Linked DNA regions of Homo sapiens: region 1 is linked to region 2. A link is an interaction called in ENCODE POLR2A ChIA-PET data of the cell type or tissue named here. Cell type or tissue: PC-9. All regions are shown on one strand. Links, peaks and the distances in the headings refer to the core of each region. The heading gives the core; the rest is flanking DNA. Region 1 holds the start of SERPINB5 (serpin family B member 5). Region 2 holds the start of SERPINB12 (serpin family B member 12).

The links. ChIA-PET counts read pairs that join two places held together with the same protein. Peaks named below come from ENCODE experiments on the same cell type or tissue, not always from the same donor. Only the 100,000 strongest peaks of a DNase experiment are listed, where the experiment ranks them.
Region 1: POLR2A ChIA-PET joins it to region 2 with 18 read pairs; 3 of 35 experiments call an interaction of 5 or more read pairs at or near these places.

Annotation. Positions count from the first base shown.
Region 1 is chr18:63,464,413-63,480,962 of GRCh38, reverse strand. It overlaps SERPINB5 (serpin family B member 5), which reads right to left and starts at 4,005. Exons shown (of 7, transcript NM_002639.5): 1 at 3,918-4,005. RefSeq lists enhancers at 4,057-5,256, 12,579-13,778. In PC-9, for the core only: no CTCF peak of the experiment used is centred there; DNase peaks (open chromatin) are centred at 3,642, 4,112 and 8,342; H3K4me3 peaks cover 1,941 bases; H3K27ac peaks cover 4,444 bases.
Region 2 is chr18:63,535,902-63,552,451 of GRCh38, reverse strand. SERPINB12 (serpin family B member 12) reads right to left here and starts at 10,083. Exons shown (of 8, transcript NM_001307928.2): 1 at 9,960-10,083. In PC-9, for the core only: no CTCF peak of the experiment used is centred there; no DNase peak of the experiment used is centred there.

The sequences.
Region 1 (16,550 bases), core at 3,545-11,544, 72 kb after region 2:
TCCTATGCTGACTGGCTCCTTTCTCAGAAAATTCTCCTTCATGTCTGGGAAGGTCATACAGCCCTTAGTATCTGGGGTCCCAGTGGCAAGAGCATTGTTTGATGCTGGCTAAAGGAAACAGAAAAGGTCTGTACATGGAAAAGGTTGTAGTTGCAAAAAATCACCCACTAAGTAATCAATCAAATACTGCCCGGTAAATCTGATCAGTGGCTCTGTGATTAGTCCCAAGTGACCTAAAAACACTATAAAGTTGATCTGGTCTGAGGTAGCTCAAAAGATGACTTTGGCCACAGTTGCCACATGACTGTGTTGCAAGACAATCAAAGCATTTAAACAAACCTCAGCAATGTTAACAATACATGACCTGGAAAAAATACAAACTTCCTACACAGACCATTTTGCATGATCAAATGCTATAAAATTGCAAGTACCAGAGTAGAGATTAGCAATTCCTATATAATAAATTTAATGTGCCTAATGACTTCTGTTGAAAGTGCTAAAATTGCTACAAATTTTTTTTCATTCTGTTGCCTTGTCACAAGGGTCTTCTTCCATTTCTGTGAAAACCCTGTAACCATTTTAACAAGGAGAACTTCGTTTATAGTTGCAATGTAGAAAACGCTACATCTTTCAGCACTTAAAAGTTTAAAAGGAACTTTATTTTAACCATAGGAAAGTGAGATAGATGGAAGTTCAAGCAGTAATACAAATGCAGTTTTAAGAACTTATTTCCAAGTACCTTGCTTTCGCAATCTGTGCAAATTATAAACCTTGAAAGTGGGACAAGATCTTGGAGAGGATCTAGGCTGGCCACACCTCTTCATTTTACAGATGAGGAAAATGAGGCAGACAAAGATGAAGTGAGTCTCCCAGGCCACCCACGCAGGGAGTGAGAGTGGCAAAACCAGACCTAGAATTCATTGCTTCTAGCTCCCAGCCTGGCACTTCCCCGCCACACCTGATCACCTGCTTTCTTGTTAATTGCATCTTTGCTGGCATTTGTTCTCTCAGAAGTCTCTCGAGTTCCAAAAATCCTGCATGTCCTGAAGTCTCCCCTTGAAGATATCAACATATCCTGCATGGTTTGTTCAATCGACACAAAACTTCTTCCCTATGATTTTCCTACTTGAAGAAGCCCTTGTTCCCTTTCTGCCACTTATGTTGTAAACTCTTGGTATGATGTTGCTTTCATCTAGTAAGTATTAACTGAGTACCTAATTTGTGTCAGGGTAAGCATTAAGAAAAGGTGAAAACGACATAGCCCCTGCCTCCAAGGAGCTGTCAGTTAGTGGTATGATGACTGTTTTAAGTGTTTTGATGAGCACCCAAGTCACTATGGGATCCCCAGGAGTGACAGACCCCCCATACTAGAAACCTCAGTGACACCTCCTCAGAGACAGTGACAACTGAGTAAGTCACATTAAAGGTGAGTCCTACAGGATAAGTAGGAGTTAGCCTTGCAAAAACGTGGGACAGGGAGAACTGACTCAATTCAGAGAGGCCCCAGTGAATGGAGACGCATGTACTGGGCTGGGGGTAGGGCCGTGCTCACTTCTCTAGACTTATAGCTTGTCACTGGTCTTTGTATGAAGATTTCCTAAGTTTTTTATGCATCTGAGCCAATGGTCCTCACATTTTTTGTCTTTAGACCATTTAGGTGAGAAAAAAGTCCTGTGGGTAGGATATATACATCCCACTTTGCCTGGGACAATCCTGGTTTATGTCTGTTGTCTTGACATTGATAACAGTGCCCCGTTTACTCTCAAACATATCCTGATTTGAACAATATATGTTCATTTTACTTATAGACCATCAACCACACTCTTCACCCACACATCACGGGCGTGCATATTTAAACAGAGCTATGAGTATAGTTTTTTCATCCCTTAAAACCTTAACTTTTGGCCGGGTACAGTGGCTCACACCTGTAATCCCAGCACTTTGGGAGGCCAAGGCGGGCAGATCACTTGAGGTCAGGAGTTCGAGACCAGCCTGGCCAACATGGTGAAACCCTGTGTCTACCAAAAATATAGAAATTAGCCGGGCGTGGTGGCACGTGCCTGTCATCCCAGCTACTTGGGAGGCTGAGACAGAAAAATCACTTGAACCTGGGAGGGTGAGGTTGCGGTGAGCCAAGATCGTGCCACTGCACTCCATCCTGGGTGACAAAGCAAGACTCCATCTCAAGAAAAAAAAAAAAAAAACTACGTTTTTACTGTGTCAGAGTATCGTAGATATCATTTAGCCTGGCCTGCCTCATTTTAAAGATGGAAAGACATGGTGAAAAACATCTCTCAAGTATTTGGTATAACCAGTCCTTAGGGAATGCCATGAGAAACCTTGCCTATTATAATATCAGTAATGGAATGCCAAAAAACACAACCTCTGTTGTCCACATTCTAAGTCTTTGAGGAGCAAAGGATGTGCAGGATTAAGAAAATAGGATATTTTGAAGTTTCTGCAATGTGAAAGACTATGAGGACTAAACGAAGTGATTAAGTGAATCAATGTATATGAAAAGTGCTTTGTGGGCAAGAAAGTACAATACAGCTATTAGTAATTGCTTTAATTTCCCATGGCAGGGGGGCGTCTGCTTTGCTCTGAAGCATCATAGCTGCTCCTGTCTCTTTAGAAGCCTGATCTTGACCACTGACCCAGCCCACTGTTGCCAAGCAGTAAACTTACAGCCAGACTCAGCCACACCAGAATGGCCCAAATCGCTGAGACTGCATAGCCCCAAAGTCAATCCACAACCCAGAGGGATTGAAGTGGCACAATTCAAGGCGTTAGGAAGCAAAGATATAAACCTGCTGACTCATTTCCTTTGGAGACTCCTTTCCTCAGACAGGCTTCATCTCCACCCATGAAGGAACTCATCGAACACTTACACTAACTGACAGGGACTGAGGTTTGGAACCCATTATCGAAAACCTCCCGGGAGATGTAGGGGATGAAAAAGATGGTAACAGAACCCACGGTGTTGTGGAAACATCCCGAGCTGCAAGTGTGAAGGCCTGATTTGATCTCAGCGGTGCTACTTACAAGCTGTGTGCCTTTGGACACCAGATCACCTCTGTGAGTTCTGCTCCTCATCTACAGAATGAGGGGGCTGGGCTGAAATATGTCTAAGAGCCCCCAGCTCTGAGGATCTGGTTACAAGTCTCTGGAATAGCCTGGCATGTTGGTTTTTAGTATGATATGCTTAAATGAAGCCATAAGAAAAAGTGTACAGCATATGAGTAAGAAACTACAAGCAGCTATTACAATTTATAAGTCCAAGAATATGCATCTGAAATGTGTAACTTGTTTAAAGTTATGCTGAAACCCAGAAAACTGAAGGGAGAATAATTTCCGCTTAGAAGAATGCAGTTGCAAGTAGATGAACAGCGATCTGATGCTTAAAAATGCCAAAAAGAAGGGCAGTCCATATGCCTAAATCTCAGCCTTACAACGTCAGCCAGGGAGAAGAGCCAGCCAGACCCACCAATACTTCTCAACTTTCCCCAGTTTGCGGGTACCACACCCTTTCTGAAACTAGCATTGCAAAATTCATTCTGAGTTCCAAAGTAGGCCTGAAAATGTCCTCAGAAGTATTTTCTCCTCCGTGAATCACGGTTGCACCCCTCTACCACCAAAACCTCCGAGCCACGTGACTTCTTCATATTCTTACCTTGTATGGTTAAGTGATTTTACTCCCTCTGCAGTGTTCCTGGTGCTCAAAGGGTTGGGAGCTGGAAATACTGCCAACATGGGGGATGAGAGGCGACAGTACTCAACCCAACAGCCCGTCTTTGAAAACAGCCCCAAAATGGACCTAAGTCCATTTTGTTCACCATCTCAAATCAGCTCAAATAACGATATTTATGAATTTCCCTGAAAAAAGGAAGTCACCAGCCCTGCTACCCCACCTTGCTTACCTGGAGTCACAGTTATCCTGGAAAATGCGTGGAAAAGGAACAGGCAAGCGAGGAGCACAAAGACCTGGATGTGGAGGCGACCGTGTCTGGGCAGAAGCAGCGGTGGCTCACCTGGGCAGCACCGCCACGCCCACTGCCAGCCCAGCTCCACGCCCCGCCCCGCCCCGCCTCGGCGGCACTCCTCTCCTACTCAAGCCTCTTGGCAGCTTGTCCACAATTGAAAGAAATGATTCAGGCTGAAGTTACTGTTGTCTGCACAGCTTCCAAAAGGCCTCCAACATGTTCGGGCAGGAAGGGGCTGTGAGTTACATGCATACGTACAGACATGCGTACGGCAATCCTCTCGGCCCACGCAGGACCGGAAGGTGAAATATTCGATGAAATAAAAGTAATGTGTGATGATAGTAACACTACAAATTTCTCAGACACGTTGGTGGCACAAAAAGTACTCTGATCTCCATTCTTTTTGTGTAAACTGCAGCAGCTCATTCTGCTAGATGCCAAGAGAGGTAGCTGCCCATTAAACAGAAAGACAATCAAAAAAGAAGGAATGGATATATGTATAAACACAGTGCCTACCTAAAAATTAGGTACTATTAGCAAAATATTTACTACCAAATTGGTAGGAGATATTGTTTAATGGGTGGCGCAGGAAGTTTCTTTTTAAAATCCTGTGATTAGGATTACTCAGGCCTGGCGCGGTGGCTCACGCCTGTAATCCCAGCATTTGGGGAGGTTGACGTGAGCGGATTGCTTGAGCCCAGGAGTTTGAGACCAACCTGGGCAACATGGTGAGACCCCATCTCTACAAAAAATGTAAAACAATAGCCTAGTGTGGTGATGCATGCCTGTGGTCCCAGTTACTTGGAAAGCTGAGACGAGAGGATCACTTGAGCCTGGGAGGTCAAAGCTGCAGTGAGCCGTGAGCTAACCACTGTACTTCAGCCTGGGTGACAGAGCAAAAGAAACAAAAAGAAAAAGGAGTACGCAGCTCTGCTCTGAAATCTCTTCGTGGAGCCTGTTCTTGTCCTCCTGTCTTCCCACAGCTTCTTCATTTGGCGGGACCTACTCCCTTCCAGCCGAATCAGTCTCAGGAAAGGACCTGAAACGGAGCTGGTTGCTTCTCTGCTGTGCTTATCTAGAATTCCCTATTGTACATTTACTACATTGTTTCATAATAATCTCTTACATTCTCCTATATGTGACTACAACAATGTTAAAGGTAAGTGCCAAACTTCATTCATTTTTATAACACCAAAGCTTGGTACAGACCTGATGTACAGTATGCAGTCAATAAGTGCTTGTTGAGTAATGAATAAGAGCAACTCGCTATATTAACTGACTAAACTAAGATTGATAACAGCTTCCCCTCCCCCATGTCCTGGGTATTTTAATGTTAACCAGAATCAAAGTCATAAACTAAGTGAACTCCAAAAACAGAATTTTAGGCATCAGTGGAGCAAGTGGAGGGAAGGTCATAGGTGAGGAGGTGTGGAAGGATGCTTCTTAAAAATTCTATTATCCAGCTGTAGGAGGGAAAATGAGAATTTGGGAGCAGAGTCATAAATTTGCAAACTAAGTCTAACCACTCATTGCTTGAGAAATCCTGAGCAAATTGCTTAATCCCTTTATCTTCAGATTCCTCATCTGTAAAATGAGATCTATATATAGTTCTCATTTGTCAATAAGATCGATAAAATGAGATATAGACAGAGATGGATGAAGAGACAATTCTTACATACTTTCTGACACATAGCATGTGCTTCCTAATGATGGCAATTAGTACCACTTTGCCCATTGGTTAGGTAGGCTCGGGGAATAGTGGACAAAAGACTGGAGCATGTTATTGACATTGAATTCACCACATTTATTGAATACCTGCTTCGTGCTTGCTACTGTGGTCTACAGATTTCAAGCGACTTGCATTTAAATGGTAGAGCCTCTCTATTCTCCTTTTTGAAGTTTTAATTCCCTCTAAAACACTCCTGTTCAGTGCTTGCTCAACCGGGGCAGAAACATTTCCAATGACAGGAATTCAACAATACCCAAGGAAGTTCTAGCAAAGTGAAATGCCTTTGGGTGATTCTAACTGGGTGAAAATTAGAGGCACCATTCGACTGGGGCTATAAGACATGTTCCCTCTCCCCAAAGGGTACAGTAGGAAGACAAGAAACAAAAGAAAGTATCTGGAGGCATGTAATAAGGGACTTAAGAGAGGTGCAAATGACAAAAGTAGTTCAGAGATGGGTGTGACCTTTTCAGTCTGGCTATGACTGGGGAAGGATCATGGAGGCAGCATCATTGGACATCAGGAGACCATTTAAGCCTGAGAACGGAGGTCCAGAGCTGGGATGATACAAGGTATATTGGACAGATATGTTAACAAAAGATTAAACAGAACATTTCCTGTCAAAAGCTTTCACTTGTTGAAGTATCTCTGGAGGTCAGACCCTGTACGTGAATGTTCTCACCCTCTCATTGAACCCAAGTAAGGCAAGGACTCACAAGTCTCAGGTGTAACATCATTGACAAAACACACTGTTGATTTAGGCAAAATTGCAGGAAAAAAAAAAGTGGTTCCCATTCAGTGGAAAGAGTATTAAAACTGTGATTCTATTTGACTGAGAAGACCCATTTCCCAGTAATATTCTTTTCCACGGCAGCCAAAATTTTAAGTTCTTTAGAATTCTACCTAAAAAGACACTAGAAAACAGAAAAGTGGGAGAGGATGGAGTTATACAAGCAGTTCACATTTTTTAAATTACAGAATTTCAAACTAGTTTCTGGAGAACATGCCTGCTGATTAATTTTAGGAAAGAGTGGCCTCAATAAAGTCTTCTGCATTCAATAGGTTTCTACTCTGCTTCCCTGTTTTAACTGGACATTTTGATTGGAGTCTGTGATTGACTGAATAAGCATTTTTTGAGTGTGTCAGACCCTGGGCAAGACCCAGAATAAGACCTAACTATGGATCTCAAGCCGACTACAGTTTAGCTTTGCATTTCTATAAGTCAGATACCTACACTAATTGTTATACTGTAAAAAAAAAAAAAAAAAAAAAAAAAAAACATACATCCTGAAGGAAATGCCTGGAAAGAACAAAGTTGTCATGTCAATTATGTTAACAAGTGGACTTAGAAGCATCAGACTTATAAGAAAAAAGGTTCTACTCATACTAATAACTCAGAGAGCAACAACATAAAAATAACAATATGGTGTTATTATCCTGTTATAATCTTCAGTCTCTTGCCTCATGAAAAGCTTTTTATGTGGGCCCATGAATAGTCAACTCCAGAGTATTTTTGATCTCCCTTCTTCTTGATGAACTTTGAACCTATAAGAAGCAGATATAAGGCCAGATTTTATAGTTTTCTATATGATATACTATACAATTCACTTATTATGTTTACTGTTGATGGCCTCCTTCAGCTGAAATCTAAGCAGATTTTTTTGGTCTGTTTTTTTCACTGATGTAGTCCAAGAACTTAGAATAGTATCTGGCACATAGTGGGTACTTAGCACATAGTGGGTAGAGAATGAATGAGTGGGAAATAACCCTACCCGACAGGAATTCAACTAAGGATGAATTCAACCCAAAATTTGAAGTCAGTTTGACATTTCCTTAAATACCAGCTACCTTTCCTCCAGTTCTCTTTGTATATGAAGACCAGTACATCTGATTCATCCCAAACACTTTACATTTGTAAAATAAATGATTCTTTTTTTTTTTTTTTTTTTTTTTTTTTTTTTTTTTTTTTTGAGACGGAGTCTCGCTCTGTCGCCCAGGCTGGAGTGCAGTGGCACGATCTCGGCTCACTGCAAGCTCCACCTCCTGGGTTCATGCCATTCTCCTGCCTCAGCCTCCCAAGTAGCTGGGACTACAGGCGCCCGCCACCATGCCCAGCTAATTTTTTTTTTATTTTATTTTTTAGTAGAGACGGGGTTTCACCTTGTTAGCCAGGATGATCTTGATCTCCTGACCTTGTGACCCACCTGCCTCAGACTCCCAAAGTGCTGGGATTACAGGCGTAAGCCACCGCACCCAACCAAATAAATGATTTATTTAAAAAAATTTAGTGACAAAGAATACACCTGTTTGTAGGAAAAAGCATTTGCTCTATAATTTCAAAAATAATCCATAATGTTTTCCCCTCTCTTTATTTGCCACAAAAACCATTTTATTGACTATATATTTAAAAGAGTAGATTTTTTGGAGGGGAGATACATAGCTCAAAGAATGAATTATTCATTCATTCATTATACAATTGTATGAAGCAATAACTTCCTCTAGTTCAACACAAGTAATCATTGGACTAAATATTTAATAACCTAGGAGACTGTTTTGTTGGTGCTTTTTCTTACCTATAGGTTGAAGCTTTGCAAATATTATACTTGATTACTCAGCATCGAGGCTGAGGGATGATTTGACACACCCAGCCACTCCCAGGAACAAATGAAAGGAGCTTTGTTCTAGCATGTGCCTCTCGCTTTCTCTCTCTCTCTCTCTCTCTGTCTCGCTCTCGCTCTCACTCAATCTCTCTCTTTTCCTAAGAGAAGTTTCAGCCACAAATTCTCAGCATTCTCCCCGGATTCCTACAAATCATCAAGTGATTTTTTTCTTCACTAATAAAGGTGATTCCCACTAATTCACATGATGCCTCTCCCATACAATAGTGGAATCATATTAGCTGTCCACGTTTCCAGCCATTCACAGTTGACTATAAAGGATCCTAACTAGTCACTGTGGACTATTATGTCTTTTCACTTGTGGAGAAACTGAGTCAGGGAAGATAAAGTGACTGCTTTAAAGTTTCTGACTGAGATGGAAAAAAAACTATTTTAAAAGCCCCAGATTTATAATTCTTTTTCCTAACTACTCTATTTTGAGGATTTATTTCATACTTTTTGTCTTTTCAACTTCTGGTGTTTGTCTAGAAGAAATTTTATATTAAATGATAAACTGTACTATATTACAGAAAACAGGCTGTGTGAAATTTTCTAAGAAGCAAACTTAAGAGAAAAAAAAAAAGACCACAGTGAAAAAAAATAGAGTTAAACAGGACCCCAGAGTTAAACCAAAACCAGATAGTAGAAGTGGCACAATTTGCCTCTAAAATGCTTCGTTAACCAGGCGCGGTGGCTCACACCTGTAATTCTAACACTTTGGAAGGCCAACACAGGAGGATCACTTGTGTTCAGAGTCTGAGACCAGCCTGGGCAACACAGCAACACACAGTCTCTATTAAAAATATATATGAATAAATAAAATGCTTAATACTATGCGTAAAGGCATATCTGAGCAAAAAATTGAGTGACAAATCCCTTAGGCCACTGCACTCCAACGTAGGTGACAAGAGCGAAATTCCGTCTCAAAAAAAAATTATTTTATATATTTTCTTCAAGTCCTCTAAATATCTAATTTGCTAATACAAAATTAAGCAACCCTTAAGTGCTTTATAACAAGAAGCAGAAGCTCCTAATTTCTACTGGCTTATTGCAACCTCTGCCTTCCGGGTTCAAGGGATTCTCCTGCCTCAGTCTCCCAAGTAGCTGGGACTACAGGCATGTGCCACCATGCCCAGCTAATTTTTGTATTTTTAGTAGAGACGGGGTTTTGCCATGTTAGCCAGGCTGGTCTCAAACTCCTGACCTCAGGTGATCCGCCCGGCTGGGGCTCCCAAAGTGCTGGGATTGCAGGTGTGAGCCATCGCGCCTGGCCTAAACAATTTTAATAATAGTTATTTCTGGCTGGCAAAATTAAAGATTATTTTTCCATATCCTTGGCATATCTTGCAAATTTTCAACAATCACCATATATCATTTCTTATGATTAAAAAGTTGCATTTCTTAAGCAGTGGAAATTCCAGAGCATCTTTGTGAGGCATAAGACCTCTCAGCTGCACAACAGAAGCTGACGTCGTCCTGAGATGAGCACGTCATCTTGGCACACCACCCCTACCGCCACCCACACCCCAGGTGAGCCGGGTTGAGGAGAGCCCAAGCCCGGGGCTCTGGGGTGCTCAGGAGCACCTCCGAGAGTGTCAGCCCCCGCAGGGGAGAGCTGCTCAAATGGGAACACGCCTGACTTCTTTCTCCCTCCTCCTCCCTTCTCCTCCTCTGTACCATCAGCCAGTGTGCTGACTCAGTTGCAGGCCATGATCTCTGCCTTGATAGGTGATGCAACTGAAATGTGCCAAGGAGAAGCGCAGCTCTTCGCTAAAGCAAGCTTGCTTCCACTAAGTCCAAACCTTGTTTCCAAATGGTGAAGAACATACACCCACAGCGCCTTGTGTGAGCATTTTTTAAAGTCATACGAGGAAGACCTTTTATACATGCTTTGCAGTAACACTTTATGTAAGGTCTATTTTCATCCCAGTTTATAAATGAAAAGGAAAAACATGCAGATGCCTAGGGCTATTGAGTAACTTCCCCCAGGTCACAACGTTAGTGAATGGTAGAACCCGATTTAAATCCAGGTAGCATTCTTAACAAACATACTATATCCACGTGTTAAACGTTATATTCTTGACCCTAATCTGAGATTAAATAAGCCTATTCCTGTATCAAATATAAAAAATACAGCCGTGTACAGTGGCTTATGCCTGTAATCCCAGCACTTTGGGAGGCCGAGGAGGGTGGATTGCTTGAGGTCAAGAGTTCAAGACCAGCCTGGCCAACATGGTGAAACCCCGTCTCTACTAAAAATACAAAACTTAACTGGGCGTGGTGGCGGGTGCCTGTAATCCCAGCTACTTGGGAGGCTGAGGCAGGAGAGTCATTTGAACCTGGGAAGAGGTGAGATTGCAGTCCATCAAGATAGCACTACTGCACTCCAGCCTGGGCAACAGAGTGAGACTCTGTCTCTAAAAAAATAAAAATAAAAAATAAATATATATATACATACACACACACACACACACACAAAATGTATAAATATATAAAACATATAAACATGTTATATATGTATATTATATAAAATATATAAACATGTGATATATGCATATTATATAAAATATATAAACATGTGATATATGCATATTATATAAAATATATGAATATGTGATATGTGCATATTATATAAAATATATGAATATGTGATATGTGTATATTATATAAAATATATGAATATGTGATATGTGTATATTATATAAAATATATGAATATGTGCTATGTGTATATTATATAAAATATATGAATATGTGCTATGTGTATATTATATAAAATATATGAATATGTGCTATGTGTATATTATATAAAATATATGAATATGTGCTATGTGTATATTATATAAAATATATGAATATGTGATATGTGTATATTATATAAAATATATGAATATGTGATATGTGTATATTATATAAAATATATGAATATGTGATATGTGTATATTATATAAAATATATAAATATGTGATATGTGTATATTATATAAAATATATAAATATATAAAATTTATATATGTATATTATATAAAATATATAAAATTTATATATATTATATGAAATATAAAATATATAAAATTTATATATGTATATTATATAAAATTTATATATGTATATTATATAAAATATATAAAATTTATATAAGTATATTATATAAAATATATAAATATATAAAATTTATATATGTATATTATATAAAATATATAAAATTTATATATGTATATTATATAAAATATATAACTATATAAAACATATATTTATATTATATAAAATATATAACTATATATGTTTATATATAATAGCAATTATGAAATATATTTATAATTGTTATATAGAAATATATTGATATGAAATACTTTTTCCTCTAATAAGCACTTAGTTCTATGTGATGTCAGGATCCAATTCAAGAGGAGAGAGAATGCAGGAATTTACAGGCCTCAGAAACACAAAGTCAGCTGGCTTTACTTGGAAAGGGAGGAATTTTGTTTTAATTTTTTAGTTTTTATTTTTCTGGGTACATTGTAGGTGTACATATTTATGGAATACATGAGATATTTTATTACAGGCATGCAATGTGTAATAATCACATCATGGAGAATGGAGTATCCATCCCCTCAAACATTTATTCTTTGTGTTACAAATAATCCAATTATACTCTTTTAGTCATTTTTAAATGTACAATTAAATTATTATTGACTATAGTCACCCTGTTGTGCTGTCAAATGCTAGGTCTTATTCATTCTTTCTAGTTATTTCTTGTACACATTAACCATCCCCATCACCTCCCCACCCCATGGGAAGGGAGGACATTTTCATGAAGTCTTCGAAGGTCATTTGGCAGGGGCGGGGGAGATGTATGAATCAGCCTGTGCTAGGTATGTAAAGCACTGAGCTAGACTCTGCAGATGAGAACTCTGTCCCGGTCTCTGCCTCCTAAAATGGGATTTAAGAGTGAGTCCTTCTATCCAGCAATTTCAATTTCTCCCAGACATGGAGGACTCTGAGATTCACTTGTAGCTCCAAGAGTGCCCCCCATAGAAACTTGAGAACAGACACTTCTTCATGAGTCCCAGTCTGGACTTCTGTCTCTTCACTCACTCCCACATATGAGGGGACTTCAAAAATTCATGGAAAATTTGAATTATAAAGAGAAAAATTAAAAATATAAACTCCGTTTCTCAACGTAAGCTGCATCAAGTTCAAGACACTTTTGTAGGTGGTAATATCAGCCATGTAGTCCATCTCTGAGGAAAGCAGAGTCCTGGGAATTTGTGTCAATGCAGTCCCTTTTTTATTATTGCTGAAGAAAAATGGCTGCCCTTTAAAGATTTTTGTTGTTGTTGTTGTTGTTGTTTTACAATTAGGAAACAAAAAGAAGTCAGAAGGAGCCAAATTAGAACTGTAAGGTGGATGCCTAATGATTTCCCACGGAAACTCTCGCACACGTCCCCTCATCTGATGAGAGGAACAAACTGGAGCATTGTCATGGTAGAGAAGGGCTCTCTACTGAAGCTTTCTCTGGTGTTTAAATAACATTTTGGCTGATTTTCTCAGAATGCTCTCAAAATAAGGAGATGTAATGTTCCTTGGCTCTCCAGAAAGTCAACAAGCAAAATGCATTGAGTATCCCAGAAAACCGTTGCGATAACCTTTGCTCCTGACCAGTCCACTTTCGCTGGCCCACTTCTGTCTCTTGGTAGCCATTGCTGTGATGGTGCTTTGCATTCAGGGTCATACTGGTAAAGCCATGTTGCACTTCCTGTAACAGTTCTTCAAAGAATGCTTCAGGATCTTGATCCCACTTGTTTAAAACTTCAATTGAAAGCTCTCCTCTTGTCTGCAGCTGATCTGGCTGTAACAGTTTTGGCACCCATCGAGTAGAAAGTTTGCTCAGCTTTAATTTTTCAATCAGAATTATGTATGCTGAAGCACCTGAGATGTCTACGGTGTTAGCTATTGTTTGTGCTGTTAATCATTAGTCCTCTTCAATTAGGGCACAAACAAGGTGAATTTTTTTCTTCACAATCTTCAATATCTTCTCATCCCTACTTAAAATGAGTTATCTATTTGTAAACTGCTGATTTCTTTAGGGCATTGTCTCCGTAAACTTTTCACAGAGCATCAGTGATTTCACCATTCTTGCACTCAAGCTTCACCACAAATTTGATGTTTGCTCTTGTTTCAATTTTAGCAGAATTCACATTGCTTTGATAGGGGCTCTTTTCAAACTGGTATCTTTCTTAGCACTTCAAACTAGATCCTGTTTAGACATGTTGTAACTAGTTAGTATGAGTTTATTTTGATACAAAAAAATTGAAATCCATGCATTGTTTTTGCATGATACACATTTTTGATGAACTTTTTGAAGACCCCTTTATATTATTTGCATTCATGCCTGGTTCCTGTCTAGACCCTGAGCCATGGGGAGGCCAGGGACCACAGTTTATCTGTACATCCCTACTCCCTCTCCTAGAACTCACAAAGTTCTTTTCACACTACACATTAAATAAACTTGTCCTAGTCTAGTAGTAGAAACCAATCAATTACCTCTCACAATGTCATAGTGCAGACAATGATTGTTAGGACAGGAGGTGGTGTCCATGATAGATGGTGTTGCTATTTTAATATCTTGAATTATAAAGAAAGAATTAAACATTACAGCAAGTAAATCAAAGGTTTATTTTTTTATCCAACTAGATAAAGATCCTTATGCTAGTGGTCCTTCAACATCACTGCACATCAGAATCAAGAAGGAATAATGTGTGTGGAGGACAGGTGAAGAAGTACAATCAAATTTCACATTTCCAGACCCCAATCCTCAGAGATCTGGGATTTAGAGGTCTAGGGTGAGACCCAGGAATGTGAATCCCTTTGGGTGGTTCAGAACTGGTTGTTCACAGACCACACTTTCAGAATCACAAGCTTCTGGCAGGTTCTGCACTAACCACAGTTGGTCCAATGGTCAGCGCTGATTCTAGCATGAGACTGGCTGGTTCCCACTCTGCCATTAATGACACCATGGCCTTGAACAAATTAGTACATTTCACTTTGCCTCAGTCCTTTCGTCTGTAAAATGGAGGTGACATTAGCAATTCCTCATAGGGTTATAACAAGGACACAATGAGATAATACATGCTAAAGGCTTAGAATATTGCCTGCCACCAGTAAATGTTCAAAAAATGTTAACTGTCATGATTTTTGTACTCTAAAGGCTGTAGTGAAGTTACAAACCTCAGAGAGATTGGTTTTACCTCAATAGTAGGGATAGACAGAAAATTTTTTGTCTGTATTTGTATTAATATATTTCAAGATTTTTTAATTGGAAGAAAAACTGATAGTCTTTAAAGCTTGAGAAGAATTAAGAATCATTAACCATATCACATTCACACACACACACACACACACACACAATTTATGTGAAGTTTTCACTTTCTACCTTTGGGTTATGGTGTCTTATAACATGAAAAACAAGAATAAAATGAAATTTACTCATAGTGAGAAAGGAGATTAAGATTTCAAAGAGTGGAGTATACATTTAATAGTTCAAATTAAATAAATATCATTAATATGACCAACAACACATATTAGCATAATTATGGTGCTTTGCAGTTTATTAGTTGTTATTGTTTACCCAGCCTTTTCTTCAAAGCAATTATATATGTATTATCTCTTTCAAACCTCACAATAAATCAGTCAGTTATGTATTATGATCTCCATTTTACAAATGAGAAAAGTGATATTAGAAATTTAAGTAATTACTAGTAAGAAATAAAGTCAAAGTCACATTCAGAACTCAGTGAGATGGTACAAATACCATACTGCCTTCCATTGTCTAAAAAAAAAAAAAGACTGGAGGCCGGGTGTGGTGGCTAATGCCTATAATCCCAGCACTTTGGGAAGCCGAGGCAGACGAATCACTTGAGGTCCAGAGTTCGAGATGAGCCTGGGCAACATGGTGAAACCCCGTCTCTACTAAAAATACAAAACTTAGCTGGGCATGGTGGCATGCACCTGTAATCCCAGCTACTCAGGAGGCTGAGGCAGGAGAATCACTTGAACCTGGGAGGCAGAGGCTGCAGTGAGCTGAGATCACATCACTGCACTCCAGCCTTGGCAACAGAGCAAGACCTTGTCTCAAAAAAAAAAAAAAAAAAAAAGAATGGAAGAAAATGAATGAACCAAAGGTAATTCTCTCAAGATTTATTATCAGTTTCCTTTTCAAAGGAGGTTTTGAAGGGGAAGCCCAAAGACTCAGCACGAAGCCAGACCACCATGTAGACTCACTTGGTCCACACCATGCTCACCCCCCTGAGGAGAGCATGACTGGTGTCCATGGTAGATGCCTTCCTGGAGTCCCTCATCATGGAGCATACCCCTAACTGAATTATATATGTCACTTGCTAGGATGGCAAAGATGGTTCATTTTCTCTTCTTGTGTCACATAATGTGTCCTTGATATTAGTCATAAACCTACTTTTCACAAGCTCTTGTATTTCAGGAGTTGATGAGCAAACCAGTGTTTCCCTACTGTCATCAGTCACGACACGAAGATATCATTAGCCAGGGAGGAAAGAGCCAGAGGAAAGTGGGGCATGTCTGAGTGGATTCATGGCAGGAGGAGGCTGTGTAAGAGGGACAGGACCTCTCCCATTCCATTTTCCCTGTCCAAACGATTACAAGAATGTCTCTAAGTAGCTGAGCAACCATAGAATCAATGCTAGCTTGAAGTTAAGGAATGAGAAAAACTAAAATGAAATGCAATTCCTTTAAATTAAAAAAAGCCAATTAATAGGTTATTAGCACATGAGTTAAGAATTAAATAGAGAGGAGAGGCATAAGGTGCAAACTAAACAGAGATTTCTCGCCCAGTAATGGGAAAACTGACACCTCATGCCAGAAAATGAGCACAAAGAGCAATGTGGCATTTGAGTCATGAACTAAAAGTCTACAGTACATGGAAGGTGTTAGCCTTTCTTTTCAAGGAGGAGATAAATTGCCAAGTCATCATAAAGCTCACCAAATGGGTTTTAGTCTAGGAGATGTTGTTAGGTAACAAATAAGAAAAATCTAGGCCAGGCACAGTGGCTCACACCTGTAATCCCAGCATTTTGAGAGGCAGAGGTGGGAGAAATGCTTTAGACCAGGGGTTCAAGACCAACCCGAGCAACATAATGAGACCCCATCTTTACAAA
Region 2 (16,550 bases), core at 3,438-11,437:
GCTTTTATTTATTAAAAATAAGCTTAGACTGTTAGTAAAAATCATGTTATGTTATGTTGTTGCAATTAAAAAGAAAAGAGAAAGAAATTTAAGATTAATTGTCTTGTTCTCATCAAAAATCCCTTTGAAACCAGCCTAATTTTCCATAGAAATGAGTTTATGGTCTTTTTGAATAAACATAGAAATTGACCCTCCTGGTCTTAAAGCTTGAAACTTACATTTGTCGTATCTGAATTACTTCTTCAGGAAACCCATTCGCAGGCCTCCCAGAGAGTATCAAGCAACTGAAATTCACATCATGGCATGCACACAAAGAGATAGCAGAACCCACACTCGTCTTGATTATTTTCTTTCCCCTCCCTAATCCTTATTTTCCCATATGTAGCTACATTTCTTCCCCACTATATAAACCTCCCATTTTAGTAAGTTGAGGGAGAATGATTTGAGATTTATCCCCATCCCTTTGGCTGACGTCATCTGATTAAAGCCTTCTTCCCTGGCAACACTTGTCTCAGTGATTGCCTCTCTGTGCGGTGAGCAATAGGACATAGACCAAATCCCTGGCATTTCAATAATGCCTTTTACATGGACACTAATTTGAAAACAGTAATGACTAAATCACAAATTCCAAATCAATTGGATTCAAAATAGGACCACTTTAGCAAGAAATAGAAAGGCAGAGATCTAAATATTACAATACCAAAATGTAATTGTAAGAGAGATTTCTCAAAGGTATGTAGCAAAATCACCTTAAGAATTTTTTTAAAATATGTACAAATATGTTCATAGCAACACTTTCATAATAGCCAAAACTCAGGAACAACGCAAATGTCCATCATCAGCAGAATAAACACATAGCATGGATCTCACATCACATCATAAGATAATGTTGAGTAAAAGAAATCATACATGCAGCCCAGCCAACATGGTGAAACCCCGTTTCTACTAAAAATACAAAATTAGCCAGGCATGGTGGCATGCACCTGTAATCCCAGCTACTTGAGGGGCTGAGGCAGGAGAATCGCTTGAACCTGGGAGGCAGAGGTTGCAGTGAGCTGAAATCGTGCCATTGCACTCCAGCCTGGGCAACAGGAGCGAAATTCCATCTCAAAAAAGAAAAAAAAGAAATCATACCTGAAAACTTTCTTTTTTTTGTTTTTTTTGTTTCTTTGTTTGTTTGTTTGAGATGGAGTCTCGCTCTGTCGCCCAGGTTGGAGTGCAGTGGCGTGATCTTGGCTCACTGCAAGCTCCGCCTCCCAGGTTCATGCCATTCTCCTGTCTCAGCCTCCCGAGTAGCTGGGACTACAGGCGCCCACCACTACAACCGGCTAATTTTTTGTATTTTTAGTAGAGACAGGGTTTCACCGTGTTAGGCAGGATAGTCTCGATCTCCTGACCTCGTGATCTGCCCACCTCGGCCTCCCAAAGTGCTGGGATTACAGGCGTGAACCACCGCGCCCGGCCGAAAACTTTCATACTGTATGATTCCACTTACATAAAGTTCCAAAACTGGCAAAACTAATCTGCAGTTTTAGAGGTCAACAGAGTGGCTATCCTTAGGAATGAGTGGGGAGAACTGTGGTTAGCCACAGGTAGGGACAGTAGCAGACTGTCTCCCAAAACACAAAAGTCAACAAAAATCCATGATTCACAATGTTTGCTGATTTCTATGGTGTAAATACCCCCATTAAGGTTAATTTCAAACTGCCAGCAAGACACCATTGTACCCAGAGTTGGGAAAAATGCACAAAATCAGCTCTTGTGAGCTGGTATGAGCCGGCCTCAGGACACCATGTAAACTAGGCATGAAGGAGCCTTCTAGGAAGCTGGTACTGGTTCCTTTTTTGGTTGGAGTGTTGGTTACACATTAAGCTTACACTTATTTCTTATGCACTTATGTATTAATGTGTGTGTGGGTGTTCATGCAGGTATATATGTATAAAGTTTAATTTTAAAATGTATTGTAGATGTATTACTAAACATGGCATTTAATTTTAAGACATTGCAAGTTAGTGCCTAACACAATAGCTAAGAGTACTGTATATGGAAAATTGAAGAGAAATTTTTCAAAATGAAATTTTGGCCCCAGATGCATTTAGGGAATGCTCCCCAAGCATTCACAGGCCGTATTTGGTGTTTACTCTGGAAAATATCCACCACACAAAGAAGTTATTGTTTGATTGAGTCTAAAGGCAATTGCTCACACAGGCTGCCTCTTAGTGAGCTACAACTTGAAAAACTTGTATGCAATTTACTTCAGTCATCATTATTTTCAAACAGACTTGAAATAATCTTTTAAAATAGTAAGGTCTCCCAAAATTCATTCAGCTTAAGTAATTGGTGCTAACTCTATCCACAATGATGTTATACTACTAATAGCTACTGTTCAGTTTGAGCTTGTGATATGTCTGGCATTTCACAAATATTGTCTCTATTTTTCAAAAAATCCTGTAAGTTAGAAATAATTTTCATTGTACTTCCAACCACTACGTGGCACAAGTGGTGTGCAAATCAGTTCTTTCAGTGTGATTTCAAAGCTACCTCTTTCCTCCTATACCAGGCCACCCTCTGGAGCAGATAACACTTGTGCTCACAAAAGCCATGTCCTGAGTGACCACCATGTGGCTCTGTGGGATGCAGATGTCACCAGCAGGTCCATGTCTTGTTTGTGTCTCTTACCAAGACCACTGGTTGTAGAAAGGACCTCCTAGCACTGAGAGTCCATCTCAGGACGGCCGTGAACTCCCTCTCTGGAAGGCACATCTCAAGCTCCAGTTTGTCCTCCAAAGATTCCTACAATCTTTATGGGGGTTGCTTCTCTAGACTGAAAAATTACTCAAAAAATCCTTCTCAAATTGCATTGAAATCTGTGCAAATGTATCCTAAATAGATTGCAAACAATCGTAGCCTAATTGGGAGTGACTTACATGATAGCTCCCATGTACTATCCACAATGTCACCTCCTACTGACCATAGCTATATAGGAAAGAGAAGATAAGCAGTTCTTAGTCAGAAGAAAAAGAAAAAAATTCATTTTATATCAATACAAATACTATCATATTTTTGCCTATAATATTTTCCAAGTAAGGGATTCACGATTTAACTTCTAATGAAGTAGAAGAAGGAATTTTATTCTCAAGGTCTAATTTGTTATACAGATGGCAGAATAATAGTAATGAGGAATTTTGCCCTCACAATACTGAAAAATAAATCGCCTTTATTTTTCCGTGTGCTTTCCAATCTCTCAATCACTGCATTGATGTGTGTGTACGTGCCTGTTTATATGAACATTTTATGTTCACTTGTTTTCACTTCAAATTGCATCTTAAGTGTTTATCCTAATACTGTCTTCATAGATGTTCTTTTAATGGCCTTATAATATCTCATTATACTGACTTATCTAAATGTTTAAACTAACATCATATTGCTAGATACTTAAATTAGCTTCCCAGTTTTTATTAATATGAATAATTCTACGATAAACATTGTCATAAATATAGCTTTTATCTCCCTTCATATTATTTCTTCAGAGTATCTTCTTCAACATGGGATTTCTAGGTCAAATATTATAAAGATTTTTAACTTTCATACTGTCAGCCAAAAGTTACAGATGAAACTGCTATATCATAATCACCTTTTTCAGATATTATTGCCATTCTTAATAACTTAAAAAATAAAAAGAAAATTGTATTATTTTTAAATTTACATGGCATTGATACTTGCTAACATTTGAATGTTTCTCCATGTGTTCTTTTCTCTTTATAAATTCTCACATATTAACTGTCTCTTGTTCATCTTTCAATTATCTATTGAGGTCTTGATCATTTATTTATGGATCATTATGAACTCTTCATATTATATAAACATTTTATGTTTTTCAAACTTGTTCTTTAAAAAAATTTCCCCTGTTTTACCTTCCTTTATTTTCTTTATTGTTATTATAGAATTGTTTTTACTCTTATTTACTGAAAATTGTCAATATTTTCTGGCACTCTCTTCTATCACTTCAAAACCTTGAGGGTAATGTATTTTCAACTTAATTTTAAAACCTCATCTACTTTCAATTTTTTACAAGAAAGAAAATCTTTCCTGTAAGATTTTAACTTACATTGTTAGCTTTGAAGATACATTTTTAAATACTGACTATCTGAAATGTGTAACATTTTTAATTTTTTAAAGGTATTTTTTTCCATTTTTATGGTGTTTGAGGTATCAACAAATGATCTATTTTGCTTGTTTTCTTTCCTTCTGGCTTTGTTACACACGTAAAACCTTCTTCCACTTTCCTCCAACCTCTCCCTCTAAAGAGTTAATTAGTCACCACTGTATACAATAACCATACAACATTTGTTTCCCTTAACTCCTCTATCACACTGTAAGGTAATTATTTTTTATACTGATGTCTTTACTTCCAAATCATAATTGTCTTGAAGGTAGGTTCAGTGTTTTTAATTCATCCTTGTACCCATCCGTGAAGAACACAATGGTAGCACATGAGAACCCTTCATAATATTTATGGATTGATTTGCTGTCATCTGCCCATTTTTCATTGTAGATAATCCTAATGTTTGAAATGTTAGAAGACTATTTAGCATTTCATATTAACTTTATATATCCTGCAGGAAGCTGTAATTAACAGAGATTCTGCATAAGAGAATCAGCTTTTTATTAATTTTTTACTATATAAGAAAAAGTTCACTTACTGCAATATAAAAAAAATTCATTTACTGTATAAGAAAAAGTTCATTTATTACAATTTTCCCTTATAGTAAAAATGTAAAGGTTTAGACAAGATAGACATTCTAACAACCCAAAATATTCTGAGTAAAACTGTTTTTTCCTATATATAGTAGGAAGAAAAATATTTATACTCCAAAAATATTTCATGTCTTATAATTTCTATAATTCCCACAAAGCTACTAACAACTCAAGAATGAAATTCAAACTTTACACAAATAGATGCTATTCTGCTGGAACAAATATTCAAACCAGGTTACAGCAAACTAAATAATAACCAATATCTAAAAACAAAGAAATACTTGTGAACAATACCATCGAAAGTGTTTTCCAACTTATGGTGCAAAAAAAAAAAATCTAACTCACATTGTTTAAAATATAGATATTCTAAATATTATACCATCTTATGTTTCAGAAATAATTCATTAAAAGATAAAATACAATATGTCAAGTATGTGAAAGTTTAAAAAGTTATTCAAACATCTACATTTTAAAAAAATCAATCATATACATCAGGCATCTGACCAGGTGGTTGGGGCTGAGCGAGGTGACAAGCATTGTTAATATCTCCCAGTGATGACTGCCACATCTGCAGAAAATCCAAAACATCATAAAACTAACTCACTTTTTTTAAGTATTTGACTTAATAAAAACAAGTATATCCTTCTATTTCAATCACATCTCCTCTGGGTTTCTATCCTTTAAAATGGTTTTCCAATTCAGTGTTCATTGTTAAAAATTATATCAGGCAATTCGAGCATTTACCTTCTTGCCCTCAGAGTTGCTGCTAACAGCTGGTCAGGTAAGCTTCCCTCCACACCCTGTCGGGAATGGAAATATATCAACTTTGCCCCTCCCTCTGTGGAACTTTTCCAGTGCCATTTTGGAATCCAGAGTAAAATCATCATTGATAGATTAAAGGGAAAAGAAAAGAGTGGCATATATTTTTAAAACAAATGCTATGCTTTTAACTACATTGAATATTTAACTTAATATGCTTATATTTTCTTTGCTCTTTCCAATTTTATAGAGCCCTCAAAGCAATACTTGGCTCACACTTTTCAATTCAAATTTCTATACTAGAAGACCATGAAGCAGAAATGTATTTTACTTCATATACACATTGTCTTAGATGATTTCTTATATTTGAATTTTTGCATTATTCTAAAATCTTTCTAAGTTATTACATAGGATTTGCAAAATGTGCTCTAAGCTACTTCAAAGTTTTTGCTTTCCTGCAGTAGGTGTGTGGTAGGGATGAGAATTATTATTTGATTATTGACACACATATTTTACAACTGAAAACACAAAACTTTTTAAACTTAGCCAAAGCATGTTCTGATGTTACTTTTGGTTCTAGCACTCTACAATCGTGTTATGTTACTGACTGTAAACATGAGGGTCAGTGGATAGGGCAAAAAGTGTGGAGCAACTAGGAGAAAGCTAGGAAGAGTCAAACTCCAGGAACTGACATGTCTTAAGGACAAACGAGGACCCCTCTCTGACCTGGTTCTCCTACTGAGCCCTTTATCTTCCTTTTCTAACTTGTTGTCAGACAACAATATTATCTGAACCATGACCCTACAAATACATTAGGTGTAGAGAAATTCAAAGGAAAACTTTCTAAAATGGAGAGATGGCCTTTATGGAAAATATAAACTACTTATGTAGCTAGTGTATAAATAAAACAAGTTTTATAAGATATTGACCAGTGGAAATTAATGACTAAGCATCCAGAGTTTTTCTGAATTATCAATAGTAAGCATAGAAAAGAAACGTGCTGTTAGTTTTCTTTACTCCTTGATCATTTGAAAATAATTATTTTTTTTTCTAAATTCTTCCACAAAATTCTAAAAACCAGTCTAGTCATTGGTTATGATTTGCAAGAGTTTGGAAAATTTTAACACGTGAATTATTTAATATTTTATGTCATTGATTACTACTTCATGTTGCCCATCATAGCCTTTCCAAAAGGGTATACCATTCATATTCAGAACAGGATGAGTTCTTGCCTGGCTTCCTGGAAGTAGGTGTCACATCTGTTACTGTTGGGGGATAATATTCAAATTTCACTGGGCTTCTGGGTACCTGAGAAGAGTATAAACTTGTTTGAATGTCTTTAATCTAGATTTGCATCTGTTTATCCTCTTAAATAATTCAACAAAGATCTAACTACAGATGACTGTGCCCTACAAGCCTAAAAATTTGGTGTGGTGCGATTGCTCAATGAGCGAAGATGAAATCTGACACTAAATGTAGCTAAACATTAAGGTAGCTTGATAAATCACTAACAAGGGGATGAGAATTTCTTGAGCACTTACTAAATGTCAAGCTGCATTTGGTACTTTACACATGTAATATATCACTGAATGGCTGAAGAAAGCGAGCCTCTCTAGTACCCGTGACTTCAAGTGCCAGAGAATTACACTAGGGTTTGAAAGAAATTTGGAGGTCAACTAGCCTGACAGTGCTATTCAAGGCAAGCTAAAAAAAAAAAAAAATAGTTCTATGTCAACAGGCCGTAAAAATAATGTTTACTTCATCAAGTATAGAGCTAGATGATTCCTCCTAGGTATGTTACAACTCAGCAAGAATTATGAGCCAATCAATAAATCTTTCAGCAATTAGCCTTTTTCTGCCTAGAATTAAAAATTTAAGGAGGCCAGAATGATTCAGCAATCAAAGTCTTTGCCAGTTTATGATGCAAAATGATATGATTAATATTCCCCTACTGATAAAGGCAGTATTTTTGAAATATTACAAAGGGGCTCTTTGTCATTTAATTTTAAAACCCAATATTGAGAAAAGAAAACATGTTTATAGGAAAAATATCAGCATAGACACTTTCAACCTAATGAAAAAATGCATCTTTTATCTAAAGCAGACAGTTTTCCTGATGTTTATCTTGTATCCTCCAAATTTAAGAGTCTTATAACACATAAAAAGAGGAAAAAATCTATTAAAACAACAATAAAGACTAAAACACAAACTCATTTCAAAACTTGCAATCACTCTTAAGATATCCAAAGCCCTTAGTTCTTTCAGCTTCAAAACTGACATCTCCAGGATTGAAAAAATGTCAGCTGTCCACCCCAATATGACAGAGACATAGAGATCAAAGACAGGCAAAGCTATGAGACAGCAAAGAACACATAGAAAAAGCAGTAAACTTGCAATCAGAAGAAGCAGGCCCTGGGCTGAATCTTACTAGCCTGAGACCTCAGGCAACTACATCATGAAAACTTCAATTTTCTCGCCCTTAAAAAAATAAGAATAATAATATGGTTTTCCAAGCTCTTATGTGTTTACAACTATTCACGTTTTTAATATAATTACATAGAATTAGTATTGCACAAAGCTTTATTTTCTTAGCCAAATCTTTATAACATTATCTATTTCTTCCAAAACTGTAAATGAGGACTTCATCCTTCAAATCATGGCTTACAAACTACAGCCTGCAGGCCAAATCCAGCCCTCTGCCTGTTTTTGTAAATAAAGTTTTATTGGAACGAAACACATCCATTCATTTATTACTGTCTATGGCTGCTTTTGCTCTACAATGACAGAGTTGAACAGTGGTAGTGGAGAAGAAATCACATGGCCTGCAAAGCTGCAAATATTTACTATCTGTCCCCTTACTGAAAAGTTTGCTGATCCCTGCTTTAAATGATGAAATACCATGGTTTTTAAAACCTTTGAAGTTTTTATATCCTAGATATATAACCTCTATTTACATACAATAAATATTGTAATATGCTAACAAGAAACATATTTTCTTAAATCTAAAATGTACATTTTGCCCGGGCGCAGTGGCTCACACCTGTAAACCCAGCACATTAGGAGGCTGACACCAGCAGATCACTTGAGGTCAGGAGTTCAAGACCAGCCTGGCCAACATGGCAAAACCTCATCTCTACTAAAAATACAAAAATTAGCCTGGTGTCGTGGCGCACGCCTGTAAGCCCAGCTACAGGAGGCTATAATCCCTGCCTCAGGAGGCTGAGGCAGGAGAATCACTTGAACTGGGGAGACAGAGGTGTTGCTGTAAGCCAAGATCACGCCACTGCACTCCAGCCTGGGCAACAGAGTGAGACTCTGTCTCAATAAAAAAAAAAATAAATAAAAATAAAAATAAATAAATAAAATGTATGTTTTGATTAGATCTTAACCCCAAGCAAAACCCTAATGCCCTTCAGTATTACAGTAAAATAACAGCCTAGACATTCATTTGTTGAACAATTATGTATCAAGTGCCTATAATGTGTCAGGCACTGCATATACATCAACTCAATGAACTTTAAATTAAAGTGATTATCTCTACATTATCACTCCTTCAGAATGAAGCATTCCACTACGAGGGTCTCTCCTTTCAAAGGGATCAGTGGGAAAGGCACAGGTTAGGGTTAGAGCCTTTAGTAAAGGGGACTGCCATTGTCCCTGCACTTATGATGCCTCATGCAATAGGAGCTTACAGTCCAACTAGATGACCTGCATTTAGATACAATAAACATTTTTCAAGGACCTGATATGTAACAGGCCCTTACATACCCATTATCTCATTCATTCCTAATAAGTCAGGAAGAGAGACATTACTATCCCAATATGACAAATAAGAAAACAAGGACTTGGAGAAGGCCTTAAGTTGCTCATAATCATAATGCTAGAAAGTAGCAGCATGATCTAAATAAAGAAAATGTGGTACATACACAGCATGGAATACTGTGCAGCCATTAAAAAGAACAAGATCATGTCCTTTGCAGCAACATGGATGGAGCTGGAGGCTATTATCCTAAGGGAACTAACACAGGAACAGAAAAACAAATACCACATGTTCTAACTTATAAGTGGGAGCTAAACATTGAGAACATATGGACATAAAAAAGGAATAACAGATACTGGGACCTACTTGAGGGTGAAGGATGGGAGAAGGGTAAGAATCGAAAAACTACCTCTTGGGTACTGTGCTTATTACCTGGGTGACAAAATAATCTGTACACCAAACCCCACTGGCATGCAATTTACCTATATAACAAACCTGCACACATACACCCTGACCTAAAATAAAAGTTTTTAAAAAAGAAAGTAGCAAAATAACGTTAGCACCTCCCTGACTCTCTGATCCCAAGAATGAAGACCTGCAACACATATAGCTTCACTACCAGGACAACTAGCCCCCAGAGGCATCTCTACCAACAATAGCTTGTCCACCTCCCAGCACATACCTGGAAGCCAGTGAGGGCTGTCCCCAGCTAAGGTCTGTGCTCTGATAAAGTCAATTCAAAAATCAATCTAGCAGAGGAGGAACCAGGCAAGTCCTACAGCCTGTGAAAACTTATAAGGAGAGGCATTGAGCAAGCTATTCTGTCACTTTAAATACAGGTTTGTGAATCAGGACAATTAACATATGAAGGGGAAAATAAGACATGCATTTATGGCCATCAATTCAATGAATTTTAAGTTAAAGTGATTATCTCTACATTATCACTCCTTTAGAACAAACCGTTCCACCATGAGGGCCTCTCCTTTAGAGGGGAACAGTGGGAAAAACACAGGTTAGGGGTTAGAGCCTTAGTAAAGAGGAAGTGTCATATCTCTGTCCCTTATTCTCCCTAAACAACTTACAGAGCCCTCCAGCCACTGTGTAACACATGAGTTCATAATTTATAACAGAATACACAAAACCCAAGCGGAATATTTTTCATCGCCTATCCCAATGCACACCATCAAATAAATTGAGTAGTGACAAAACTGTGAGGTTCTCAGTCAAGTGTGAAGCTAGACTTTTCAGGTATTATCAACTGTTATTAGCTACTCTATCATGACTGCAACTCCACAGCTGTCTAGGATAATTTCCTGAGCATCCTCACCAGTTATTTTTTCTTCTGGCATCTCAGACTGTACCTAGCAAATAAACAAAAGGTGTCTCTCCCCTCTTCCCTTCTGTCTCTGTTCCTTCTCTTCACCTCTGTCTTCCTCATCTCCTCCATCCCCATTTGCCTCTGTCCCACCCCATCCCATTTCCTTGTCTCTTTCTCCCTCTACTTCTCTCAGTACAAATACCTCAGAAGACTTCATTCACCTGCAAAACTCACTAGATATTACCTATCATCATAGAACAACATCAGCTCTTTTTCAAAACGTGGTTCATATTTGGTTAAGAAAAATAATGCATGCTTGGAGGTTTTCTGAGATATTTTGAGGGCATTTAGTTCAATTTGCAGTCTTAAAGCAAAGCCATGCCCTTGGATTTCCACAAAAAGCCTCCTCCTCTTGAGGGTCCTGTCTCTAAGTGTAACTTTAGGACAGTACACTCAAAATCTACAAAAACCCATCCTGCATCATGATTGAGTGAGGATCATAACTTGGGGAGCACACACTGTCTGCAATTATATTAAAAATGAAGACCCTACCCCACTATATGAGAAAGCCCTATGGTGCTGTGGGTGTTAAAGTTGTGAATGCCTAACCTATAAACCAGGTAATAAGAGGATCTGAGGGAACGAGTGGCATGCAACTTGCAAGCATGAAATTGGGTTCCCATGAACCAGCTTTAACCCACAGAATAATCGTATAATTGAGAATATAATTGTCAAAGCAATAAAAGTTTTGAATTAGGGAGATGGTAGAAAATTTGGGGTAGTTGAGTGCAAATGAATTTTAAATAGTACATGTCATTTGAGAAAATGTTTCAATATTAAAAATACTGAAAACGTAAAGAAAAGTAAAGATAATTTGTAAGCCCATCAAAATCCACAATTTCCTTTTCTCTACACACACTTTATACATAGCTGAGCTCATACTAATTTGTAATTTTGTGTCCTTTTAACATTTAATACTTAAACCTAGATATTTCTTCTTCATATTTTAAAATTCCAATCATAAGAATTATTTGAGTGACTATGTTAATGACATCCATTCTCCTATTAATTAAACATTTAAGTGATTTCTAATTTATATACAAAGTTTTATTAAAAATATCTGGTTTTAACACATTTATCTGAATATCAGATGATCTCCTGAGCATAGAATATCAAGGTGTTAAATTACTGGATAAAAATGCATTAACATTTTTAAGTTTGAATGCATCATGTTGAATTTTACTCCAGAGAAATCCCACCAGCAGTGGGATTTAACAGTTTGTCTGAATCTCAGATTACTTCCTTGCCATAGAATATCTAGGTCCTGAATTACTGGAGAAAATGCATGAGCATTTTTAAGCTGGAATGCATTGTATCAAATTGTTCTTCAGGGAGATCCCATCAGCAGTGGGATTTTAAGAGTTTATCTGAATCTCAGATGATTTCCTTAGCATAGAATATCTAGGTGTCGAATTACAGGATAAAAATGCATGAACATTTTTAAGCTGGAATGCATCGTGTTGAATTGTACTCCAGGGAGATCCCATCAGCAATGCATGGAATGTACTGCCTTTGCACTATTTTGTTTTTCATCCCATTTTCCTCTCCTAAAACCTAGTAACCAACCTCCACTCTCTTCAGGAGAGGAAAGAAAAAGATCAGCATTTTGTACAACTCCTCTAACATAAATCACTCATTTGCACAATCAGACAAGTGACTATTTAGACATTCTACAATTCTTTTGAGCCAAGTTTTAAGCATCCTTCAAGCTAGTCTCTCACCATGGAGTGGAAACAGGGTGTAACCACCTAATTTTCTCAGTATTCTTAGGGGAAAACCAAAGACAAGTTGGAGCCTACCTTTCTTGTGTTATTTTCCCTGTGACTCTAGCACCCAATTGCAATTCTCTATGTCCACGTACTAAGTGTCTCCAGTGGCACCCAGCAATGACTTCTATAGGACACACCATTGAAAAACTTAGAAAGAAGACCACCCTCAAAAACTTAATTTATTTTGTAAAAGTTGTGCACAAAATGGAATCTAAAAGAAACAACATACATGGAAATAATGCCCAGCTGGTTCTCCCTTCTATCAGGAGGGTTTCTGGGAGGGTAATGGCCCCATATCATACCTCCCAGTGTGCTTGGGGAATATAACTCATTTTAGACAAACCCCACCATGCCAGACATTGGTGTACGTGCCCACAAAAAATGACAAGATTTTGCTGTTGCTTTTGTTTTGTTTTGTTTTGAAAGCAGGCGGGGTGGGGTGGGGGGCACCTGATGAGTGGAGGTAATAGATTGATAAATTGAGAGAACAGACATTAATTCCTTGACCGAGACCCAAGAAACAATCCTCCCATATCCCTATATCATATATCTAGAACCTTCTCTTCCTACTTCTGGAGAAATAGGGATTAAATCACTGGGACATGCAGCACCTCCTGGTGCTCATTCAGCTTTGCTGAAAAAGTATGGAAATTTTGTGCATTTTGCTTCTGTTTTTTCAGGGGACATGGGGAAGTGGAATAGACTTTATTTTCTTTAGCACACTTTTAGAATTACTGAAAAGTTGGACAGGAATATAGAGGCCATGCTTTCTTTTTTCACACCCCCTATCCATTCTGACTGAGCCTTTGGGAGGGCCTTGGCTATGGTTGCCAGTGATAGCTACTGGAGACCTCAAGAAGAGTCATGGTCATAAAGGGAAAACAGTGTTGGAGAGAGGAAATAACCCTGGTCAGGGAGGAACCTTCATTCTCTTCTCATAGAGAGAAAGGTTGGTGGTCTCAGCCATCCCAAGTGGATCCCAATCATTTAAATATTGGCCAGAAACAAAGGGGAAATTTTCAAGGAGAATTCACTACAGGCATGAGCCACCACTCCCAGCCACCATTTTTAAATGACCAATATTATTAGTTGTTAGGGAAATGCAAAATAAAACTACAGTGAGATACCGCTTTATACACACTGGGATGGTTATAATTTAAAAACAGACAATAACAAGTCTTGGTGAAGATGTGGAAAAATTGGAACCATCATATATAGCTGGTGGAAATGTAAAATGATGCAGCCACTTTGGAAAACAGTCTGGCAGTTCCTGAAAATGCTAAACATTGAGTTACTATATGATCCAGCAATTCCACTCATAGGTATAAACCTAAGATAAATGAAAACCTATGTCCACACAAAAGCTTGTACACAAATGTTCATAGCAATATTAATCATAATAGCCAAAAAGAAAAAACAACTCAAATATCCATCAACTGTCAAATGGATAAACAAAATGTAGTATATTCACACAATGGAATATTATTTGGCCTTTAAAAATATGAAGTATTAATACATGCTACAACATACATGAACCTTGAAAACATTATGCTAAGTGAAAGAAGCAAGTCACAAAAGACCACATATTTTACAATCTCATTTACATGAATATCCAGAATAGGCAAATCCATAAAGAGAGAAAGTAGATTATTGTGGTTGCCAGGATTAGAGGGAAGGGTAATGAGGACTGCTAATATAGAGAGTTTTGTTTAGGGATGATGAAAATGTTCTAAAATTTATTGTGGTTATGGCTGTACAACTCTGTAAATTTATTTAAAATCACTGAGTTACACACTTTAAAAGGGTGAATTTTATTGCATGTGAATTATATTTTAATAAAGTAGTTTTCTAGGAAAAGTGCTAGACATGTTGCTTTCAACAGATCAAGGCTTCCAGCAGAAGTCCTGGTGCCTAAAGTTCTTCCATACTTTCATATCTTATTTCCATGTTATTTTTACACTCAGTTGTCATTCAACAAATAATCATTGAGCACCTATTAAATACTATGGTAGATGCATCTAGAAGTGAATAAGACAGATCCGAAATTTGCATCTGGTGGAATTTCTCCTATATATTAGAAAAGCCTCATCCATAGCCTTCATCCCACCACAGTCTCATACCTGTTCCACCTACTCTCAACTGATCCAAATGTGCTCCCTCAGGCTCTAAACCTCATCTCCAAGTGCAAAGACTTAATGTTATTTTTGAATAATATTAATTAAATGGTTTCTGAAGATTAGTCATTAAGTGTAAATTAATAAATGTGACAACCTTTATGAGTTTTTTCAAACCATGAACAAGAGGGATTCCATATGGTAAGATTTCATTCAGGTAGTGTTAAAACTCGGGCTTGATTGTTGTAGTTGCCTCCCTAGAAAGTCAGAGTTCTACTGATTTGTTTTCATCTCCCAAGCTTCCAATAACAATTTATTGGGCATGAAAGAATATTCATATAATTTATCCACACTCGTAACAAATGTAGAAATATGGGTGTAGAATTAAATCAAATATCTTTCAAGCATAAAACTGTTCCAACTCTATCATTACCCCTGGTATGTCATCAGTCTAGGAACATGCCTTTGTGCTTTTCTACCATTCTCCTCTGGCCACACCTGAATACATTCTTTCCTTTACTCAATTTACCAAAAGAGAAAACCCAATGCACAAGGTGTACTAGGTGCAGTGCAAGAAACTAGAAACACACAGGTCAGAAGAACACAGTAGCTTCCCTGGAGGAACATGTAGCTTATTAGGAGAGACACAGAGTGCACCTGGTGCCAACCTGCAATCTCTGCAGGCCACTTCTTTACAGGGCCCTAGCTGTCTCCAAACAAACCATTGCTGGCAATCAGTCCATGATGTAGATATGTACTAGTTGATTCTGATAAACATAGGTTTTCATGTGATAAATTTAATCTTCTCTTGATAACATATTTAATTATTTTATATTTACATAGTTGTTCCACTTCCAAAGAGTATATAATCATTCATCTTCAGTTTCTTCTAGGTTTTATTTTTAACTTTTTATTTTTAGTCTACCAAGAATTTATTTTGGTCTACGATGTGAGGTAGGGATTTAAATAAATTGTTTCCCCTAAATACCCAGCCAATATTCCCAGCACTATATGAATTACCAACTCCTCCTTTGATTGGCATTGCTTCTCTTACCATCTAATTAGTTTATATATGTGATAAAGTTAAAACATTTATAAAATAATACTATTATTATTTGTAAAACAAATTATTGTGATAGGTGAATGAAATAATTTATGTATATAAAATACACCATGTAGTACCTAGCACACAAATGCTCTCAACAAAGAGATTAGTTATTTTAGACCAATGGAGATCATCGTTCTGTCCAATCTAACCAATCCTCATTGGGTGAAATGGATGGGGAATGGAAAGAGAAGAATTTTTAGTCAATCTGTGCTTCTTTCATGAGAATAGAAAAAAGGAAGTCATCTTCTCTCTATAAGAAAGACAATTTCTTCTAATATCAATTCCTATAAATTTGCCAAAAATGGCAAAAAGTGGAATCACCTTGTTTTATTTTGCATTTTTTATTAGTTATAAGTTAAGCATCTAATCATATTCATTGGCAATTGTAGGTTATTTCTTTTTCTGTGTCTTTCTATCCATTAATAATTTTTAAAATTGAGTAATTTATATTTTCTTATTGATTCGTACATCCTCTTTTGTTGTTATAAATATTAACTGTACCTATTGTAAATGTTCTTCCATTTTTGTCATTTGACATTTAAATATGGTTATTTCTTTCAAAACGTATGATTTTAATTTTTATTAAATCAAGTCTGTCTTTTTCTTTATGAATTTTTTGAAAGAACTGTTTCTTTTTTATTTTTGCTTGTAATTAATTTCAAATGTATAGAATGTTGTGGGAATACTTAAAAGAACTATATATACCATTTATCCAGATTTACCAATTATTAACATTTTGTCTCATTTGTTTTACAATTCTCTCTATATATACAATATTTATATGTTCTGAATACATATAAATATTTTACATAGAGAGAAAATATATATACACACATATATAGCAACTTATTCCTCAATAGTTCTGAATACATATATATACACACACATCTATGTAACTTATTCA